2 separate regions of the Homo sapiens genome follow, and region 1 is linked to region 2. The links are chromatin contacts, found by Hi-C in ENCODE. All regions are on one chromosome and are shown on one strand. The core of a region is the stretch at or near the end of the contact, and the rest is flanking DNA. Distances in the headings are between cores, read along the strand shown.

What was found. Hi-C counts contacts between places; a loop is a spot of excess contacts on that map. Pooled maps may share reads with other maps.
Region 1: a pooled map shows a loop between it and region 2 (1.8-fold over the local background). The contact joins two enhancer-like sites. A Hi-C loop is called at or near these places in 2 of 168 maps with a recorded cell type or tissue (heart left ventricle and testis) and 8 of 50 pooled maps.

What each region holds. Positions count from the first base shown.
Region 1 is chrX:1,553,622-1,556,703 of GRCh38, forward strand. No RefSeq gene overlaps it. Among named protein-coding and RNA genes, the nearest start is that of P2RY8, 18 kb to the left of the region's middle. Within about 2 kb of position 1,435, at least 7 of the 41 ENCODE cell types and tissues checked have a DNase peak (open chromatin) inside an H3K27ac peak, as active enhancers do.
Region 2 is chrX:1,470,523-1,473,619 of GRCh38, forward strand. All of the region lies in intron 1 of P2RY8 (P2Y receptor family member 8), which reads right to left. Among named protein-coding and RNA genes, the nearest start is that of ASMTL, 19 kb to the left of the region's middle. Within about 2 kb of position 1,394, at least 6 of the 41 ENCODE cell types and tissues checked have a DNase peak (open chromatin) inside an H3K27ac peak, as active enhancers do.

The DNA.
Region 1 (3,082 bases), core at 185-2,684, 83 kb after region 2:
CTGACCTCGTGATCTGCCAGCCTCGACCTCCCAAAGTGCTGGGATGACAGGCGTGAGCCACTGCGCCTGGCAAATGTCTGTTGTTTCTAAGCCACCGAGGCTATGGTATTCTGCTATAGCAACGCAAACGGACTAAGACATCATCCTGAAACATGAAACTTCCAGCCCCAGGGAATGGGTGAAAGATGTTTACTTACTCAAGGTTTGTAACCCGCCACAACTCCCATGATGAAATCCTCAGTCCCCAAGGCAATGGTATTTGGAGGTGAGGACTTTGGGAGGTGATGAGGTCATGCAGGTGGAGTGTTATGAGTAGGATTTGTGCCCTTATAAAAGGGACCCCAGGCCGGGTGCGGTGGCTCACGCCTGTCATCCCAGCACTTTGGGAGGCCGAGGCGGGCGGATCACGAGGTCAGGAGTTCCACAGCAGCCTGGCCAACATGGTGAAACCCCATCTCTACAAAAAAATACAACAATTAGCCAGGGCCAGGAGTGGTGGTGGGTGCCTGCAATCCCAGCTCCTCGGGAGGCTGACGCTCACGCCTGTCATCCCAGCACTTTGGGAGGCTGAGGTGGGTGGATCACAAGGTCGGGAGTTTGAGAGCAGCCTGGCCAACATGGCGAAACCCCATCTCTACTAAAAATACAAAAAACATTAGCGGGGCATGGTGGCGGGCACCTGTAATCCCAGCTCCTCGGGAGGCTGAGGCAGGAGAATCGCTTGAACCCGGGAGGCGGAGGTTGCAGTGAGCTGAGATCGCGCCACTGCACTCCAGCCTCAGTGACAGAGCGAGACTCCATCTCAAAAAACAAAAACAACAACAAAATAAAATAAAATAAAATGGACCCCAGAGAGCTCCCTCACCCCTTCCAACACCATGTGAGACACAGCAAGAAGGCGCTGTCTATAGATCAGGAAGCCACTGGTTCATAGACCACCAGACACTGAATCTGCCACACCTTAACCTTGGACTTCCAGCCTCCAGAACCATGAGACATAGATGCCTGCTGTTGAGAAGGCCCCCAGCCTATGGTATTTCACGATAGCAACACATACGAACTAAGACACTCTCCTGAAATATGAAGGTTCCAGCCCCAGCAAATGAGGGAAAGGAAAGAGTCATCCACGTCCAGGGAGGGTCAGGGTTGAAGCTGATGCTACCAGGGCCCTCTTGAGTTGGCGTTTAGGGCCAGATGCCGTGCGTAGAGAATGTGTACGGGGGAATGGAGACGGCCACCGTTTCTCATCTGTGCCGTAAAGTCCCAGGCACTCGGGCCGTCCTGGGACCCAGTGCCTGGCAAACATACTTCAGGATGGCTTTCACGGGAACCCTGTGAAACTCTGCCGGGGCTGTGTAGCCACCGCCTTTCACTTCTCATGAGGCTTTCCTGAGTAACCCAGTTGTCTCTCTGGCTGTTGGCAGCCCTGGGGAGGTCTGTTGTTGACTGCAAAGGTGGTACGGGAAGAGGAAGTACCACACCCTCCAACTTTCTGCATCGCGAACCCTATCTGACCCTCCTCATCTAGGGGTGCTGTTTTTCTGCAGAAGTTGGCACTACAGTCTTGAAGAAAACAAAACAAAACAAAACACCAAAGTACTGGCTACAGGAAGCCCAGGCTACCAATTTCATTTCCTTATAATCTCAGTTCTGGGGTCTTGATTTGAACATGATGCTCCAGTGTCAGGAAGGGGTCAAAAAAGGGAAGCATGTCTGTGACCTTCAACTCAGGAGGAAAACACTTTATGGTTGTTTCTTCTTTTTAAATTAAATCTATCGAGAGGCAGAACCACTGAGGAATATGCATAGCAGCACACAATAGCCGAAAGGTGGAAACAACTCAAATATCCATGCACACACGGGAGTGGATATGCAGGATAAATCCATGCAATGGAGTACTACACAGCCATGCAATGGAACACTACGCAGCCATGAAAATGGGATACTATGCACCCTTGAAAAAGGAATGAGGTTCTGACGCAGGCTGCCGCATGGATGAACCTTAGGACATCATGCTCAGTGAGAGAAGCCAGACACAGAAGGACACACTTTGTAGGATTCCATTTCTATGAAATGTCCAGAACAGGCAGATCCATACAAATAGAAAGTGGATTTGTGGTTGTGAGGGGCTGGGGAGTGAGGATTGGGAATTCATGCTTAATGGGTACAGAGTGTCCTTTTAGGTGATGAGAATGTTGGCAGTGATCGTTGTGCAATCTTCTGAATGTGGTAAATGCCACTGAATCACACTCTTCAAAATGGTTAATTTTGGCCGGGCGCGGTGGCTCACGCCTGTAATCCCAGCACTTTGGGAGGCCGAGGCGGGCAGATCACGAGGTCAGGAGATCAAGACCACCCTGACTAACATGGTGAAACCCCGTCTCTACTAAAAATACAAAAAATTAGCCATGCGTGGTGGGGCACACCTGTAGTCCCAGCTACTCGGGAGGCTGAGGCAGGAGAATGGCGTGAACCTAGGAAGCGGAGGTTGCAGAGAGCCGAGATCGCACCACTGCACTCCCGCCTGGGCAACAGTGCGAGACTCCGTCTCAAATAAAATAAAATAAATAAAATAAAATGGTTAATTTTATGTTCTGTGAATTTTACCAAAAGAAAAAAAAATGGTCGGGCATGGTGGCTCACATCTGTAATCTCAGAAGTTTAGAAGGTTTAGGTAGGAAAACTGTTTGAGCCCAGGAGTTTGAGACCACCCTGCACAATATAGCCAGACCCCATCTCTACAAGATTTTTTTTAAAAAAATAAGCCAGGCATCACGCCTGTAATCCCAGCACTTTGGGATGCCAAGGTGGGTGGATCACGCGGTCAGGAGATTGAGACCATCCTGGCTAAGGTGAAACTTCGTCTCTACTAAATATACAAAAAATTAGCCGGGCGTGGTGGCGGATGTCTGTAGTCCCAGCTACAACCTCACTGCAACCTCCATCTCCTGGATTCAAGCGATTCTCCTGCCTCAGCCTCCCAAGTAGCTGGGATTATAGGTGTGCACCACCATGCCCAACTAATTTTGTATTTTTAATAGAGATGGGGTTTTATCATGTTGGTCAGTCTGGTCTCGAACTC
Region 2 (3,097 bases), core at 144-2,643:
ACAAAACAAAAACCCTTCAGAACCCCACAACTGCTAATCCTGTTCGTTCCTGTCCCCAGCCCCTGTGAACCTCAAATCTGCTTCCTGTCTCTGTGGATCTGCCTATTCTAGATATTTTATAAGAATAAAATTCTACAATATGTGGTCTTTTGTGTCTAGCTTCTGTCACTGAGCCAGGGGTCTTCAAAGTTCATCCACGCTGCAGCCTGGGTCAGAGCTTGAGTCCTTTCAGTGGGTGCATAATAGTCTACTGTGTGGATAGACCACATTCTGTTTATTCATTCTCCTGTGGATGGACATTTTTGTTCTTTCTGATTTTTTTTTTTTTTTTTGAGATGGAGTCTTGCTCTGTTGCCCAGGCTGGAGTGTAGTGGTGCGATCTTGGCTCAGTGCAACCTCCGCCTCCTGGGTTCAAGCAATTCTCCTGCCTCAGCCTCCCAAGTAGCTGGGGCTACAGGAACCTGCCACCACGCCTGGCTAATTTTTTTGTAATTTTTTTTTTGAGAGGGAGTTTCGCTCTTTTTGCCCAGGCTGGAGTGCAATGGTGTGATCTCGGCTCTCGGCAACCTCCGCTTCCCCGGTTCAAGCAATTTTCCTGCCTCAGCCTCTGGAGTAGCTGGGACTACAGGCATGCATCACCGCACCCAGCTAATTTTTGTATTTTTAGTAGAGACAGGGTTTCACCATGTTGGCCAGGCTGGTTGTGAACTGCTGACCTCAGGTGATCCACCCTCCTCAGTCTCCCAAAGTGCTGGGACTACAGACGTGAGCCACCGCGCCCAGCCCATTTTTTTTTTTTTTTTTTTTTTGTAATTTTAGTAACGACGGGGTTTCATCATGTTGGCCAGGCTGGTCTCAAACTCCTGACCTCTGATGTATGATCCACCCTCCTCGGCCTCCCAAAGTGCTGGGATTACAGGCACGAGCCATCACACCCAGCCCATTTTTTTTTTTTAATAATTTTAGTAGCGACAAGCTTTCATCATGTTGGCCAGGCTGGTCTCAAACTCCTGACCTCCCATGATCTGCCCGCCTCGGCCTCCCAAAGTGCTGGGATGACAGGTGTGAGCCACCGCGCCTGGCGTGTTCCTGATTCTTGGCTATTGTGCATAAAGCTGCTCTTCCCTCATTCCCAGCCCTGGGAACCCCTTTCTAAAGGGTTCAGATGCTGAGTGCAGTGATCACTACAGTCTTGTTCCGGGTGGACCTTACAGGGTTGGGATGAGAAATAGACAAAAGGCATCTCCTCGTGGGCAGCAGGGATTGCATGCCGGTGACAGACCCTTTTTTGCCAGCTATTGTCTTCTGGCTATAACCACCCCTCTTTCCTGAGTGCTGGGGGCTGTCCCAGCTGTTGAACACACAGGGGAGTGAGAGGCCCCAGCCCTAAGGAACCACAAGCCAGCCCCGTGCTTGTCGTCTGCTCTCCTTTCTGTTTTCTGGGGGTGTTTGCACCACCCAGTTTGTGGTTCTTTTGATAGGGCTGCCTCAGGAGGCCCTCAACCCCAAAGACAGCAAATGGCACTCTGTTGGAGCTGTGGATTTGGAAGACAAAACAGACGCTGGCTTCAATTACCTACTTTGATTACGTAGAAGGAAGTTGTCGTGGGCCACACCCTGGCTGATACTCTCGGTATTATGGCCATTTCTTACTTAGAAATAGGGTCTGCGTCTATGTCATTAGTGAAGTCAAAATGTGGTCATAATAGAGTAGGGAGAGGCCCTAATAAAATTCACTGGCGTCCTTAGGAGAAAGAGAAATTTAGGCACAGACACAGAGAGAAGGCATGGAAAGATGAAGACAGAGACGAGAGTGGATGGATGGGTAGATGGATGAATAAATGGATGGATGGGTGGGTGGATGGATGGGTAGATGCATAGATGGGTGGATGAATGGGTACATGGGTGGGTGGATGGATGGATGGGTGGGTGAGTGGATGAGTGCATGGGTGGGCAGATGGGTGGGTGGATGGATGGGTGGATGGGTGGGTGGGTGGGAGGGTGGGTGTGCGGATGAATGGTAGGTGGGTTTGTGAATGGGTGGGTAGGTGGGTGAGTGGGTGGATGGCTGGATCAGTGTTTAGATAGGATGTGTGGGTGGATGAATGGATGGGTTGATGGGTAGATGGATGGGAGGATGTATGGATGAATGCATGGATGGGTGGATGGGTGGGAGGGTGGATGTGTGGATGAATGGTGGGTGGGTGGGTGGATGTGTGGATGGATAGATCAGTGTTTAGGTGGATAGATGTGTGGGTGGATGAATTGATGGGTTGATGGGTAGATGGATGGGTGGATGTATAGATGAGTAGGTGGATGGGTGGGTGGATGGATGAGTGGCTAGATGGATGAGTGGGTGGATGGGTTGGTGGATGGATGATGAATGGATGTGGATGGGTAGATGGATGGGCGGGTGAGTGGATGAGTGCATGGGTGGGCGGATGGGTGGGTGGATGGATGGGGGTGGGTGGGAGGGTGGATGGGTGGATGAATGGTAGGTGGGTTTGTGAATGGGTGAGTGGGTGGGTGGATGGGTGGATGGATGGATTAGTGTTTAGATAACTGGAAGTGTGGGTGGATGAATTGATGGGTTGATGGGTAGATGGATGGGTGGATGGATGGGTGGGTGGATGGATAGATGAGTAGGTAGATGGATGGGTGGATGGATGGGTGGGTGGATGGATAGATGAGTAGGTAGATGGATAGATGAGTAGGTAGATGGGTGCGTGGACGGATGGGTGAATAGATGGATGAGTGGGTGGATGGGGGGTTGGATGGATGATGAATGGATGGGGATGGGTAGATGGATGCATGGGTGGATGAATGGTGGATGGGTTTCTGAATGGGTGAGTGGGTGGGTGGGTGGATGGGTGGGTGGATGGATCAGTGTTTAGATAGATGGATGTGTGGGTGGATGAATGGATGAGTTGATGGGTAGATGGATGGGTGGATGTATGGATGAGTAGGTGGATGACTGGGTGAATGGATGGATGCATGGATGGGTGGATGGATGGGTGGGTGGGTGGATGAATGGTAGGTGGGTTTGTGAATGGGTGGGTAGGTGGGTGAATGGGTGGATTGATGGATCAGTGTTTAG